2 separate regions of the Mus musculus genome follow, and region 2 is linked to region 1. A link is a loop called in an ENCODE intact Hi-C map of the cell type or tissue named here. Cell type or tissue: gastrocnemius. All regions are shown on one strand.

What was found. A loop is a pair of places that touch in the nucleus more often than their neighbours do. Peaks named below come from ENCODE experiments on the same cell type or tissue, not always from the same donor. Only the 100,000 strongest peaks of a DNase experiment are listed, where the experiment ranks them.
Region 2: it touches region 1 in a loop (2.5-fold over the local background); 1 of 42 quality-filtered maps calls a loop at or near these places.

What each region holds. Positions count from the first base shown.
Region 1 is chr2:30,791,219-30,799,218 of GRCm38, reverse strand. 1700001O22Rik (RIKEN cDNA 1700001O22 gene) reads left to right here. Exons shown (of 7, transcript NM_198000.3): 4 at 1,239-1,351; 5 at 2,653-2,818; 6 at 2,936-3,074; 7 at 3,414-3,656. The coding sequence ends at 3,524. Among named protein-coding and RNA genes, the nearest start is that of 1700001O22Rik, 6.5 kb to the left of the region's middle. In gastrocnemius, CTCF peaks have their summits at 4,258 (motif pointing left) and 4,503; DNase peaks (open chromatin) are centred at 3,719, 4,257, 4,536, 6,911 and 3 more places; H3K4me3 peaks cover 1,595 bases; H3K27ac peaks cover 3,249 bases.
Region 2 is chr2:30,541,415-30,549,414 of GRCm38, reverse strand. Gm31585 (a long non-coding RNA gene) reads right to left here and starts at 4,924. Exons shown (of 3, transcript XR_374225.3): 1 at 3,377-4,924; 2 at 2,499-2,570; 3 at 1,571-1,937. In gastrocnemius, no CTCF peak of the experiment used is centred here; DNase peaks (open chromatin) are centred at 2,283, 2,392, 3,599 and 4,143; H3K4me3 peaks cover 819 bases; H3K27ac peaks cover 3,785 bases.

The sequences.
Region 1 (8,000 bases):
ATAGTCCCGGCTGCATGGCTCTTTGGTGGACAGTGAGAAACACACCCTATGCTTCCACAAAGGTGCCCCAGGATCAGTGGGTATGGGTGTGTAAATACGTGTGGCCAAGGTGAAGAAAGTCCAATGGGGCATTTCTGAGTGATCAAGTAACCAGGCTGGCAGCCCAGCCCCTGAGGGAGAAGTGAACAGGTCTAACATTTTTATTACATACAAATATAACACACCCTTTATAGAGCACAACCCCACTGACAGGCCCTGTTCTAGGTGCCTCCCCACACGGGGTACTCCACTCTCCCAGTTCCTGTGACGGCGGAATGATCCCGCCTGTAACAGAGCACATGACCGGAAGGAGAAAAGTGACAAGTGGAACCCTGAGGACAGTGTGCCCCAGCTCACACGGCCTCAGCGGCACAATCGAGGCTGACAGCTATCGTGACAGCTCGAAACTAGAGGCGCTTCTTCCGCCCGGCATACCCTCGACAGGATGCTCTTGCAGCCCGCCCCATCTCTTCACACCTGTGCTGAGGAAGGGGTGGGGCACCATCATTTCCTTATTTTTATTTCTATCTGCTTATTTGTCAACCCGTAGCCCAGGCTGGATTCACACTCACTATGTAGCCAAGGATGGCCTTTAACTCTTGATCCTTTGGCCTCCACCTCCCAAGTGTCCCACCCGCCACACCGTGCCTGGCTTAATCTCCATCGCAGAGGAGGAGACAGGTTTCTGTGTGTCAGGACCTCTCGATGGCTCTAGCCTGCGGGCCAGACATCTCTGTGCCTCAGTCTCCTCACTTGTAATTGGGATAGTGACAGGGTTCCGTGGGCACTGCTCAGGTTTGGTGGGATAAAACATGCCACACGATGATGGAAGGAGCACTTGTGACTGGTAGAGCTCCGCCACCAACCAAAATCTGTCCAAGATTTATATTTTATTTGTGTGTGTGTGTGGGTGGGTGGGGGCAGGGTGTTCACATGAGCCCTGGTGCCTGCAGAGGCCAGAAGAAGGTGTCAGATTACCTCAGGAGTGGAAGTCACAGACAGTAAGCCAACAATGTGGGTGCTAGGACCAAATCCAGGTCCTCCTCAGGAGCACTCAGGAATGCACGCTTAAAGGCTGAGCCATCTCTCCAAGCCCTAGCTGAGATCTTACGAGGAGCCTTGTTCCCCGGCCTCTCGTTTCCCCTCAGCAGACTCCACAGCACACAGGTGCCCAAAGTGAAGACTGTGCTCATTTGCAGCCCCGCTGGAGAAGGCTCAAGACCCCGAAAACGCTATTGTCCCTTCCGGGTACGATTCGCAGACGAGACCCTGCAGGACACAGCACTCCGGTACTGGGAACGCAACCGTGCAGGTGAGCACACAAAGATTGGGGGGGGGGGGGGAAACTAGTGAGGAGTGCAGAGGCCACAGGTTGTGGCTCCAGGTCCTTAGAGAGCAGGGCAGACCAATGACTCTACAGAGGAAGGAATCCCTGAGAGGTAGCAGAGTTGGGTGGCATTGGGCACATGGTGCCAAGGAAACATTGGCTGCCCAGGCCCTGTTAGCACTAAAGAACCCTTCCTCAGTTTCCCAGTCCCTCGGCAGCTTCCCCAATCATCTTTCTCACAGAGTCCGAGGGTCAGGTTGACCAGATGTCCAGCAAGTCTTAGAAGAGGAAATATCTTCTCTCTTGAAAAATGTTGAACGAGTCTAAGAGAGAACCCCAGAACACCGGGCAGAAGCGAGCTCTCAGCTCTAGGGGTGGCTTCCTTGGACTGGTGTGAATGGGTGGCTGGGGGCAGGTGGGACAATGAGGAAGACAAGACTTCCTAGTACCCAGCCTCTGTCCTCCAGACTCAGTAGCCCCAGGACACCAGCCCTTAACACTCACATGAATCAGGGAAGCCCAACTTCTGGCTATATTTTGTGCATGTGTGTGCTTCAGAATATAATTTCAGCTAATAGACTTGAGAGCTCTTGTGCCTACTAAGATTGGCAATGCAGACTCGTCTTTTTTGAGACAGAGTCTCAAGTATCCCAGGCTGTCCTTGAAATTCTGGTCCTCCTGCCTCCACCTCCCAACTGCTAGGATTACAGGCATGTGCTACTAACGCTGCACTCCGGCTTCTGGTTATTTTGATTGCAGAGAAAATTGAGGCGAAGGGTGGTTGTGTAAGAGCCATGGAAGCCTAGAACAGAGGGCAGAGTGCTCCAAAAATCCCAGGACAGGCCGAGCACTGTGGCACCCCCCCCCATAGCATCAGGTTCAAGCCTCCTTTGGCTTCTCCCATCAGAGGTAGCCTCTGGGAATCCAGCCCCTCCCTCCAACCCCCGCGGATTCTTGGCATCCTCTGGAATTTCCAAGGTGGGCTACCTGGCCCTCCTACTTTAGAGAAAAGGGACCCATTGGCGGTTGGAGCAGAAGTAGGACCACGACAGGGATCAGCTTTGTGGTATAGCAGAAACAGTCACAGGGAGGTAGTTTTAAAACCCAGGACTTCTCTGGAGGCAACCGTCAGGCACTGGGGAGCCTGTGGTTGCCATGGAGACAGGGCTCTGTCTAGCCTTGCCAGCCAGAGGAAGGAGAGAGGGTGGGGGCGTGTTAGTATGCCCCTCCCTGGGGGCGGGGACAGGGAACTCACTCTGCTCTCTCTCTTTCTCTCTCTCTTCTAGTCCGGCAGAATATCTTTCCGAGTGAGCAGACGGCTTTGCCAGCTGTATCTGTGTCAGAACGGGTGCTCGGGAGTGTTGGGAGATGGTTGGACAGTCTGCCCAGAGCCCTTTATCCCAGGGTCCAAGACACTGTGGCCGGCTCCTCATTCTGGACCTGCCCCCGCGTGTGAGGCTCTGTGGGTAGAGGAAGCAGAAGGGTTGTGGTCTAGGTCCTCCAGCTACAAACTGTACGTGGGTCTGGAACTCAGGGCCAAAAAGCTATAGGCCCCCCTCTCCCCATCAGGTCAGCTCAGGAACCTCAGCTCTACCTTTCTGAGGACTCCTCCGTGAGCAGCCACCTACCCTTCATCTCCAGGGCCACCATCCCAAGGCCACGGGGAGGCCTCAGAACCTTCCTGGACACCCCTAACAATGTGGATCAGGTGGGCAAATGGCCCCATCCCTGGAACCAGAAGCTGGTGAGCAGCCCAGGGCGGGCAGCCCGCCAGCAGAAGCACCAGCCCTCAGTGACTCTGTAGGGGACCCTCTCTGTTGAGTCACCATGGGGTTTATGGCTTGGATTTGTGTGGCCTGGCCTCCTCAGCGTGGAGCCAAGGGGGAGGAGGCCCTTGAGCCAGGCTAGTGAGTGGGTGGGCTGTGCTTCAGCCTAGGACAGCTGTAATGTGGAGCCACCTGCCCCCCCACCCCCGCCTGCCCCTGCTCCCTGTCTCCTCCCTGGGGTCCCCTCAGCAGTGCCATGCCAGGCATCTTTCTCCCTCTAGGAATCCTTTCTGCCCAGTTTGGTGCTGCAGTCTGTCCTGAAGCAAGGCCGCCCTAAGGGCTACCAGCTGCTCCTGCCGTCCACCACAAACCGGCAGCAGGCTCACAGGTGAATGCCTGCCAGAGCTCCCCCCAGCTCAGGAGTGTACCCATGCCAGGCAATGAAGAGAGTGCTTCTTCACCCCACAAATAAACACACCTCCCAGGTGGCTGGGATGGATCACTAGGTCTCCCAGTAAAAGCCACTCTAGGTGCCTGATTGGGGACCACTTGGGGTTCCTGGGTAAGGGAGATTGGGGTGGGCTCACAGCTGGGATGAAGCTGATGACAGCTGGATATTGGGGGTGGGGAGTCAGGGCACCCCAGGGGCTCAGCTTGTCCCAGGGAATGCTTGTGCAAGGGGTGGACCACTCACGACACAACCTCAACCTAAATCAACCCGTGCCTGAAGCAGAGCCTCAGCCATAACCTCAGCCTAGGAGAGTGGATAAACAACTTCTTGTCTTTAGCGCCAGAGTTTTTCTCTGTCCACCTTTTAGTACATGATATGGGTATCCAGACCCCAGCCCAGGAAAAAGATTCCTGTGTATGGGTAATCCTTAGTTCTCTTACCTGCTCCGGTGTTCAAATCCACATGGGGAAGTGGCCTGAGTCACCGTGGCAGGCCTCCTAGAATTTATCTACTGTATTAACATAGATACTGCCTTACACCTGGGTGTCCCCCATTACTCCATGTCCGAACCCCTGGGGGAACCCCTCCTTCTTTGGAGTTTCACTTTGTTCTTGCGCTCTGGCCAGGTCTTTATCGCCACCTGCTGGCCCTTGAAGAAACGTCTCGGACTCGGTGCGGAGTGGAGTGTAACGGGGAGGACGGAATGCTAAAGCTGGGGGTTTGGGTTGGACTGGGCCGGTCATTTTAGGGACCAGATGGGCTGGGGATGATGAAGGGCTGACCCGGCATGCGACGCGATGCATCAACGTCATCAGCGCTGGGCTGGAACGGGGCTCGGTCCCTTTCTGAGCTTTCAGGCTGTGACCCAAGACGTGGAATCCCTGTTTCTCTGGAGTGCTGCGCGCCGTGCGTGCCGGGTCTGCCTGTTTCCCCGGCCGCCTGCAGCGCCGCACCGCACCGCGCGGGGGCAGTGTTGGCCTGGCTTTGCGCCGCGAAACTTCAGCTCTCGGCCGGTATCGTTGTCAGAAACTTTCCCCTAGGCAGTGCTCACTGTGATGGGTTTGGCGCGTCCCACTGTGGGAATCCAGTCTCCAACCTGCAACCCTGAGACCTGGCCTTCACGGAGAGTCTGGGAACACACAGAGCAGACCACGCAAGGAGAAAAACTTGGACGTTGAAGTAGAACACACACTGCATACCACATACACCATAGAGATCCCACACATAGAACACCTCAGGCACAGAAACAGGACACGAGGAGACATACTTGCACGTGCTCAAATGCGCGCGTGCACACACACATACACCACAGAGACCCCACACACAGGATAGCACATACACAGCCACCACCTGGAGATCCCACACACAGGGAGAACACACAGACACACCATACCACACTAATAGAGACCCCACACACATAGAAAACCATACTACAGATGTTCACAACAGATACTGCCCAGGTACATAACACATAGTAAACATACTATATATATATATATATATATATATATATATATATATACACCATGTACAGACCCCACACATGGAGAGGCACATACTACACACACACATACACAGAAGACAACACATACCACATAGTCCATATTTATGGAGACACACCACAGATATGCATGGACACGGAGAGACACACATGTGACACATACACATGGAAAAACACAGATACAAAGAGCTACCCACAAACATACCACATAAACAGACAGCACATTGACACATATGACCATACAGATGGCAAACAGACATCATCCCACATGGAGGAGACGAGCGTGCACACACACACAGAGCCCATTACACACACAGAGATAACACACTTCAGAACATGTGTTGCACATTGAAGCATGGACCTCTGGAGTACCGGGTCCCAGAGAACTTGTGGTGCACGCCTTTAATCCCAGCATTCGGGAGGCAGAGGCAGGCGGATTTCTGAGTTCCAGGCCAGCCTGGTCTACAAAGTGAGCTCCAGGACAGCCAGGGCTATACAGAGAAACCCTGTCTCAAAAAACCAAAAAACAAAAACAAAAAAAAAAAAACAAAAAAAACCCCCAGAGAACTCCCAAGGTGGTATCTGCCTGCAGCCACAACATCGACGTTCATGTGACGCCTGAACTTAGGTGACCAAGAAGGCTCTGGGAATGCTGAGGCTGGGGAAAGACCCCTTTCCGGTGACCTCGGTCCTGGGTTTTTTTGTCTCTCAGAGTGGTCCCATTCTCCTTCCCAGAGTCCACACTGAACGTTTTTGTCTGGATGGTTGAGCAGGGTCTCATAGGGAGCTTTGGCTGATCTGTGACTTGTTTTGTAGACCTGGAACTCAGAGACCTGCCTGCCTTGCCCACCTCAGGGTTAGGATTAAAGTGACTGCCTCAGGCACAGGGGAGCTAGGGGAAAATCCTAGCTCTGGGTCTGTTCCCAGTAGCATAGCGGGTATCTTATCTGTGAGTTGTGTGCTTTGGGGTCAGTCTGTTCCTCTCCCCTTGTGAGGCCTTCCCATCTCTCTCATCTCCCTGATCACCATCACAGACTATGTCCCTTGGGCCAAGTCGAGTGGAGAAGGGGAACTAGGCTTATTGGGGTGACAGATGGGGGGTGTCTCCTATCCAGACAGGAAGCCCTGTCCCTTTCTCTGGAATGTCCCCTGCCATGTAAACCTCTGTAACCTGTACCCAGGAGGTGGCTCATTAGCCCTAGAAGTGAGGGGTGGTTGTGTATGCTGTACCGCGTGTGAGGAGCTGGGTCCAGTTCCCACAATGTGGCCCTGGAGAGACGGCTCAGTGTTTAGCTGCTCTCACAGAGATTCTGGGATTGGTTTCTAGCATCCGCACCTGGCTGACCTTGAACTTAGAGAGATCCTCCTGCCTCTGCCTCCCAAGTGAGGAGAGATCAAAGGTGTATACCACTATGCTTGGCTTTAAAAATAAGCTCTTGAAAGAGAGAGAGCGAGAAAGAACTGGAATTTGTGGCACAAGGGTTTAATCCCAGCACTTGAGAGGCAGAGGCAGGAGAGAATCTCAGTGTTCAAGGCCAGCCCGGTCTACAAAGTTCTAGGTAACCCCAAGTCCCCTAAAGCCAGAGAGACAGACACCGACCCACGCACAGCTTCCTGCAGCCTGCCAGGCTTCAGCTGGACACGGAGTTTCTTCAGAAACCATGCTCAGGAGAGCTCTTTCCTGGGAAACCGAGGCCCAGAGCCCACCGTTCGCAGTGTTGCTCCCACCAGAGGCTGTCCCGATGGGGTAGCTCTGTGCATCCTGCCCCCAACCCCCAACCCCAGTAGGGACTGAAGCCTCAGCAGGGGAGGTGACTTGGCAGACTGGCCTGGGAAGAAGGGACTGATGTCAAGACAGTTCCCTGGAGGCCAGGCAGGACCCTCGCAGGCAGCTGGCAAGTCCAGGCAGGCCTAGGAAGAGCATTGTTCTCCAGTGAAACCAGCCATACTGGTACCCTAGGGACGCCAGCTGCCACTGTACTGTCCAGGAGGACTAAGGTCTCCTAAACTCTCATGGAGACCTCAGTTGGATGGACATGCTGGCATCGTGAGTCAGGCCTCTGAGTGCTGATGGGGTCCCAAGATGGTCCCTGCAGAGCAAGTGTCCCGTGGGAGAGGCTGCAGGCCTCCATTACCCCGTGTCCATAAGAAAGATGAGTGACCCTGGTCTGGAGAGATGGCTCAGCGGTTAAAAAACACTGGCCATCCTTATAAAGGACAAGAGATTAGTTCCCAGTGCCCACATGGTGGCTCACAGCTGCCTGTAAATCTAGTTACATCCCAGGCATAGATGTCTTTTCTGGCCTTCATGGGCAACCGGCACACATGTGGTACCCATACATACATGCAGGCAAAACAGCCATATGCATAAAGTGATACTGAGGAGGGCTGAGGCAGGGGCACTCCACAAACCACCAGTGACTGCCCCAGTGCCCGGCTGTGCTTTCTGGCCCGTGTCCTTGAACTTTGGCCTCTCTGCTGTGTGTAGTCCATGGGACTGTTGCAGCAGCTTGTCTCTTGAAGGGCCAAGACTAAGCACCCAGTATGGGCCACACATGCTGCCCCGCCCCACGCTCATGGCGGGAACTGGGCTGGCCAGCACTGCCTATAGGAGCCTGTGGTCCAGTGGAGACTCATGGGGAGCCTGTAGGGGTGGGGCTTTGGCAAGCTGAGATGAAAATAGAGGACTGAGGATCTCACTACATAGCCCAGGCTAGCCTGGAACTCTTGAGAATCCTCCTGCCTCAGCATCCCCAGGACTGGGATTATAGATGTGAACTACACTAAGCTTGTTTCATGAGAGCTTCTGGAGCAACGGCAGCAAGAACTGGGAGGCCCCGAGGAGCCGGGGATCATCATCTTCACACCCAGCCAGCCTCCCCGTGGGCAGACTTGGGGAAGTTGGCAGCACACTCC
Region 2 (8,000 bases), 250 kb after region 1:
GGCCTCTTCCTCTTCCTCCTCCATGGGCACTGGACATGTCTAGGCTGAGAGGATGAAGGAAGTACTGAAGACAGACAGAGTCCTGATGTTGTCCCACACTGGTCTAGCTTACAGGGAAGGACCTGGTGCTGCACAGAGAGATGACATTCCTTAGGACACAGAGGAAGTCAGTAGCTGAAAGGCCTTATGCAGTCTCCCGGCCTCACACCCAGCCCTTTGTCCACTGAGCAAATTTAAGATGCAGGGAGGGGCTGGAGAGGTTGCTCAGTGGTAGAACACTGGCTGCTTATGTCGAGGACCTGGCTTTGTTTCTCAGCACCCACATGGGGCTCAGAACGACCTGGAACTACAGTTCCAGGGGATCTGATGCCCTCTTCTGGCCTCTGAGGGCACCAGGCATCCATATGATACACAGACATACATGCAATCACACACTCGTAAAACAGAAACAAATCTTGAAAACAGAAGAGTCTGTTTGTCATGATAGTCAAAGTGCGGCATAGTGGACTGTGCCAGCAGAGGACTCCCACCCACTGGGAAAGACATCTCCACAAATCATGGTTGCTGGAAGAGGAAAGCCAGGGACAGGAAACAACCTGTGACTCTCAAGGCTGCAAGCACTGAGGAGGGGGGACTCATCTAGGAGCCAAACTCCTAGTCCCCCTGCCATGGGTCCTTAGAGCCAGGAGCACCCCTTATGGGACTGCCAGCCCATCAGCTCTTCACACCTGTCATCAGTTCCAGAAGAGAATGAAATGTCAGGCATGGGGAAGGGCAAGGGGCGGTGACTGCTTCACAGGTACAGAGCCTCACATTCGGGGACATGAGCCACTTCCCTTTCTTTTGACAATTTGATGTTAAAATTTTATAATCATAGCCAGGTGTTGTAGCAAACACCTTTAATCCCAGTGCTTGGGGTGCAGAGGCAGGCGGATCTCTGAGTTCTAGGCCAGCCTGGTCTACAGAGTGAGTTCCAGGACAGCCAGGGCTACACAGTGAAACTCTGTCCCAAAAGAAAAAAAAAAATTACAATCATTAAAATGTATCTGGAGAGGAGAGCACACGTCATACCACAGTCCCTGTGGAGAGGCCAGAGGACAACAAGCAGGAATGGTTTCTCTCCTTCCACCATGTGTGTTCCAGGGCCGGAATTCAGGTCCCAGGCTTGGCAGCAAGCACTTTTATCCACTGAGCCATCTAGTCAGCCCTTCAGTTCTTTTTATTTTGGTAAAATACACATAACACAAAAGTTACTCTTTGAGCCACATTGAGTCTGCAGTTCAAGGTGTTTAATCCACACTTGACTTTTTGAAAACAGAACCTCCTGCCTCCACATCCTGCCCAGGCAGGCCCGGGGAGGGCTGAGCAAGACAATCGCTTGGCTGAGCAGTGAGGAAAAGGAAACAGGAAGGGTCCGGAAGGAAGCGGCTTCCCAGCAGCCTGCTCAGCCCCACCCAAGTCCTGACCAGCCTCAGCCTCCTCCAGGAAGAGTCACCATGCCTCACCTCAACAACAGCTGGGGCTTGCCCCCACCCGCCCCCGCCCCCACCCCCGCCCGCCCCCGCCCCCTCCAAGCAGGAAGCATGAGAAACTTCCCTGGCCTCCACTCTAGTCAAAAGGCAGGTATGGTCAACTTGAAGAGTCCAAGGTTCTCATCCATAAAGTGGGGAGCAGGTGAGAGCTGGATTCCCCAGCCATTCTGAGAGCTTATGTAAAGCAAGCTTGGAGATGCTACCAAGCAGCTTCCGGTGCCAGCGGCATCCCGTGTCAACAGCTTCCGGTGTCAGCGGCTGCTAGCGATGTCACGTCACGGCTGTCATTCTGGCATCTTGTGTGTCCTGGCCGTGGGTCTCGTCAGCATCCCTAGACCAAGTCCTTGAGCTTCAGTAGAAATTCACAGGGTTCACCATGACTCTGGGACCAGCTCATGGCTAGCTCTGTGGCCAAACAAGACACAAGACTGTGAGGGACAAGAGGGGACAGGCAAGGCCTCTGTGCTCTGCCAGACTAATAAACAATAAGTACATTCAGGTGCTTGGGAAGGGTCAGTCAAGCTTCCTGGGGACATGAATGAAGGCGGACAGACAGAAAGATCCAGAGTGGAACCACCGGGCAAAGGCCAGGAGGTGACAAACACCGTGGAATATACAGGAAACAGGACGCAAAGGGAAAGGGTAGGAGAGGGAAGGGTCTGGGGGAGACCAGCGGGTGGGCAGATCAGGGTTTGTGTGTGGCCCAGCGCCATTTTGGCTTTCCTTGTAGGTAGAAGAGGCTGCAGGAATACTTTAGAGTGCTGGCCTATGGTCAGAGGAGACCTGAAGTGTGCAGGCACCACCTCAGGCAGGCATCGTGGGAGAAAGACTTGGAAGAGAAAGAGGCTTCTAAGTGGGTGGGGGGAGCTGGAGAGGTGAACTGGTTAGCAGAACAATGTCCCAAGCGTAACCCCTGGGGCACACAGATGGCTTGTTTCACAGCAGAGAGGAACAGAGGCAGCTCACCAGCCTTTGAGCCGGGGGTTTCTTCTAGTTCATCCGAGTGACTGAGGGACTCTGAGATGGGAAAGCAGGTAACTGAAGAGCAAGCAGGGCCAAAGATCAGGAAGGTAGTCAGGGGGTGGGCTCTCTGCTTGGAGAAAGGTAAGGAGGCTGACCCTTACACACACACACACACACACACACACACACACACACACACACACACGGGGGGGGGGGAACAGAAATAGAAAGAGACTGCAGAAAGAACCCACTGCTAACACACACATACAAGGGGGGGGGACAGAAACAGAAAGAGACTGCAGAAAGAACCCACTGCTAACACACACACACATACACACACAGAGACACACACAGACACACACACGAGAGAAAGAGAGAGAGAGAGGGGGGGGGAGATAGGTGGGGGGGTGGAAGAGACAGAAACAGAGACTGCAGAAAGAACCCACTGCTAACACACACACACAGACACACACGAGAGAGAGGGAGAAACAGACAGAGTGACTGCAGAAAGAACACAGTGCTAACACACACACACACACACACATGCATGCACAAGAGAGAGCCTGCAAAAGGAACCCAGTCCTCTCTCTCTCTCTCTCTCTCTCTCTCTCTCTCTTTCTCGTGTGTGTATGTGTGTGTGAGAGAGAGAGAGAGAGAGAGAGAAGCAGAGACAGAAATAGAGACTACAGAAGGAACCCAGTGCTAACACACACACATACACACACAAACACATACACACAAGAGAGAGAAGCAGAGACAGAGACATAGAGATTGCAGAAGGAACCCAGTGCAAACACACACACACACACACACACACACACACACACACACACACACACACACACGAGAATCTGCAGAAGGAACCCAATGTTGCTGCACACCTTGAATTCATCCAGATTTGACCTCTGACCTGTAGAACTCCGCTGTTGTTTTATGACACTAAATCTGGAGTGATTTGTTATGGTAGCCATCACAAAGGGCTGCAAGAGGAGAAATGGGGGTGCGAGAGGACAAAGTCCGTGCCCCACAGCGCTGGGGCCAGAGCCCAGGAGGGCCTCATGGGAGAGGTTGCCTGAAGGCAGTAAGAGAGGCAGAGGATGCTTGGGCCAGAGAGGTTCCCCACAATTGCTTGGATCTCATTTATTTCAAGCATCGAAACAACCACGCCAGAAAAGCTTTCCTTACTAGAACTAGCCAGGCAAAATCAACTGAATTTGAACCTCACTGGTTGAAGTTAAGGTGGGCTGAGATGCCCAGGGCCAGGAGGTGTAAGCAGGGAGCCTGCGCGTTCACAGTCATAAAAGATGTTCGCCTGTGGGTTTTTCCTGTAGAAGAGACAGTAGGTGGGGCTGGTTCTGATCCTTTCCCACCTCTCTCCCATTAATTTTTGTTTGTTTGTTTGTTTGTTTAATCCACTCTTCAAGCAATAATGAGGAAAGCGAGGTGTCCAGCAGGCGGGAGGCGCGGCTCCCAGCCTCTCCGCCTGGCTTCGTCTCTCCACCGGGCTTCGTCCCCCACCGCCTCCCCGTCTTTGTCTGGCTCCCGCGCTGCCGCGCACATGGTCCCCTGTCAAATTCCGGGCGGCTCCGTGGGACACGTGTCGGGAAGCCAGCAGCGCCGCAGGTCTCGTGTAACCATGGAAACGGAGGCCAATGGGAGGCCAGCGCTGCCCGCGGGGGGCGGAACCTACAGCGCGGGGGTTGGACTTAGGCGTGGCCAGGAGGACTAATAAGCAGGAGATTTGGGTGTGGTTTGTGTGTCATTCAAAAGAGGATCAGACCTGTGGCAGTCCGCAGTGCGGAGGACGCCCACCAGGCCGAGTCCTGCACCACGTGGTTTTGATGACATCCTTCTTGGTACCGGGTATTGCTTTGCTTATAAACTAAGGTTAAGATTCAAGAATTCTACAGATGCAGGCTCCGTGCCACCAGCTACCCTGAGCCATGGGCACGTGATCAGACAGACCCTCCAGTTCTTCAGCTTGGCTATCTGTAAACAGGGTTGGTGTGAGGCACCCACGACTGACTCAATTATAGCCAAGGTTCCCAGCCACCCTCCAGGAAATAGGTGCTCTTTCTGAGGCAGGAAACCCATCTTATAAGGAGTGAGGTGACCCTGGGACCCTGTCGAAGCTGGATTCAGTGTGTCTATCAACGAAGTGGGAAGAGGAGACTGGAACCTGTCAGCCAATACAATCTGTCCCCATTGCAATAGGCAGGCAGATGTATAGCTGAGCACCTCTCAGTGCAGGGGGTGGAAGTCCCAGTGCCCAGATCTGGGAGCCAGGATGCCTGTGGGAATCGCTGCCCATCAGCCAGGGACCATGATAGCATTTTTGCCGCTGGATCAAAAATGTAACTGAGAATCTGAAACAAGGTGATACGGGTTCTTCTACGGAAGTCCAAGAATGTTCAGTGGCAGCAAAAGCAGAAGACAGACTGTTCAGGAGGGACTTGGAGTCTGGGAAGCTAGATTGCCAAGTCCAGCACAGGGCCAGGGACAAACATCCTCTAGGTGGGAGCTTCTGTTAGCCTGAATCACTTCTTCCATGGAGGAGTCTATTCACTCATTCATCCTGTAAGGTTTTATGCAGGTCAGCTGGATGCTGGCAGCTCTGCTAAGAACTGGGTTGCAGAGGTGAGCCATGGCATTGCTATCTGCAAGAAGCCACTATCTGGTCAGGGAAACAGACATTAAAGAAATAAACAGGCAAACAAATCCATACCTCAAGTACCCATGAATACCCGAGAAGGGAAGAACAGAAGCCATAACACCCAGCAAGTAAGGAGGAGGCTGGGGTGGGGGTGGGGGACTCTCCTGGGAAGTGACATTGCTGATGCACCTTCTAACAGAGCTAGAGACTTCTGTGGGGAAAGCACTGTGCCTAAGCACCTTGGAGCCTGGATTCAGAAGCTCAGGCACTGTGCATGATGGGGAAAGAAGCCCTGAGGCCAGCCAGGGCATGAATCAGCAGGCAACAGTCAACAATCTGGATTCTAGAAAATGGCCCCCAGATCAGCCTTCGGAGAGCAAGACTGAAATGTGGGTGTGTGCGCACGCACCCACACCGTTTCCCTGTCCTCCCCTGGCTGGGGCAGGTAACTGACCTTACCATCTTCCACCTTTTCCCTTGGAGAGACACAGATCGCCCTGGAGTCAGAAATGAGTTTCAGGGGTCGGGAGCTGGCTCAGTCAGTAAAATGCTTGCCTTGCAAGCCGGAGGACATGAATTTAATCTCCAGAACCCGTGCGTTGGAAAGCCAGGCACAGTGATGCAGGCTTGTAACGCCAGCCCTGAGAAGACAGAGGCCAGAGCCGTGGAGCTCACTAGCCATCCTGCATGGATGAATCTGCATGCCCAGGCCAGTGAGAGACCCTGCCTCAAAACCAAAGCAGAAAGTTCCTGAGGAACAACCAAGTGTGTCCTTGAATCCACGTGGACAGACAGACAGATAGACAGAGACACACACCCACACGCAAAACATACACCACATACACACATCATACCCAAACACATCACACACTCACATACCATACATACATAACACAAGCACACACCACACACATCTTTCTATACCATATATATATATATATACGTATATATATATATATATATATATATATATATACACACATATATACACACACACCACAAAAATATATTACAAACATACTACACATACACCACACACATTTCAAACACCATATACACCATATATCCACACACATACACCACAAAACACATAGACACCACACAGGCATACCACACATACCACACATACACTTACACACACACCACACACACACATATTGCACATACCACATATACATACCACAGACACACCACAGACACCAAACATGCATACCACACACATACCACACACACACACACACACACACACACACACACACACACACACACCAAGCATGAGCAGGTGACAAAGATGAGGAGCTGGGAGCCCAGAATATGTCCTTGGGGACGGCCATGGAGACAGGGAACTGGGGAACTGGCCCCTGGAAGCACATCTGGAGAGGGAAATGTAAACGGAAGAACTGGAGACCTCAAATCAAGAGCCCCGGTGACCATAAACTGTAACCAATAATTCCTGCCATTGACAAAGCTGTTGCTGCCTGATCTCTTTAAAGTTCAGGGCAGCAACCAAGAGCTCTCCATAGGAATCTCCACCATTTTGTCTTTGTGTCTTCAAACAGTGTTAAGGGAGTTTGAGTTATACACCCTGGGCAGTCACCTTCAGTCCAGAGCTTCTGCCCTGGACCACACATCTCCCTGCCTCTGGTCCTCCCTCTGGATTCATTCTCAAAAGGTGCTCCTCGGAAGGTGCTGGCCAGAATGAGAATTCATAGGCCAGGAGGGGAGCACTCAAGCAAGGTCAAACTCCTCAGACACGTGCTCTAGAGGAAATGGGCATGTATGTCTCCGCTGAGCAGTAGGGAACCATGGGAGGATTGTGAGACAGCACATGAATGTGAGGGTGGCTAGAGCACAACACAGGGCTCTGTTTTGAGGGTGACCCTCACCCTGCACCCAGACCTGGCAGAGACCAGCAAGCCCCGCTTCTGGGCAATATTCTCCCTACTCCAGCCCCTGTTCCTGATCCCTGGGAGGGCTCCTTCTTAAATGCCCAAGCAGGCTAGGATGGCTCAGTGGGTAAAGATGCTTGCCTCCAAGCTTATCTGAATTTGATCCTTAGGAGCCACGGTGCAGGAGGAGAACCTGTTCTTTCGAGCTGTCATCTGACCTTCACTAGTGTCACTGACAAGTCACCGCACACACAAAATAGATAAATAAGTGTAATTTTTAAAAGGAGGCCATGCCTGGTGTGGCAATGTATGCCTTTAATCCAAGCACTCTAGAAGCAGGAGACAAGCTGATCTCTATAAATTTGTGACCAGCCTTCTCTGCATAGAGTTCCCAGAGCTACATACTGTCTAAAGACAAAAAAAAAAAAAAAAAAAAAGAGGCCAAAGGTGATTGATTGACTGAATGTCACAGGCACCACAGCCTCCCCGAGTCACTGTTCTCACCCGTGTGCCAATCAGGGGCCTGCTAATAATGACCTCCACTAACCAGGGACCCATGCTCCCCACCTGCATGGTGGATTCCTGGCCCACCTCCACCAATCTTCCCGTAAAGGCCTTTGCTCCCTGAGGCAAGACCCAGAGCGCCAGGGAAACCTCCCAGCACCTCAGCTCTGGCTGTAATTCTGGTTTCCAGCAACACATAAAAATAGCTTCAAGGACATCCAGGGGACAGGAAGGGGGAGACCTGGTCCCTTAGCTTCCAGGAGAATCAGGTAGCTAGACTCCCTTCTCTCCCTCTCTCAGACCCCTGCCATTGCAGATTTTCAGTTGAACCAGGTCTCTGCTTCCCTGCAGACAGTGGGCAGAGGCCCACTTAGTCAGGAGCCCATCTCCCTGATCCAGGCAAAGGCAGGCAGATGCAGAAGTCCTGGGAGAGGCTGAGACCCCTCCTACTACCAGCCC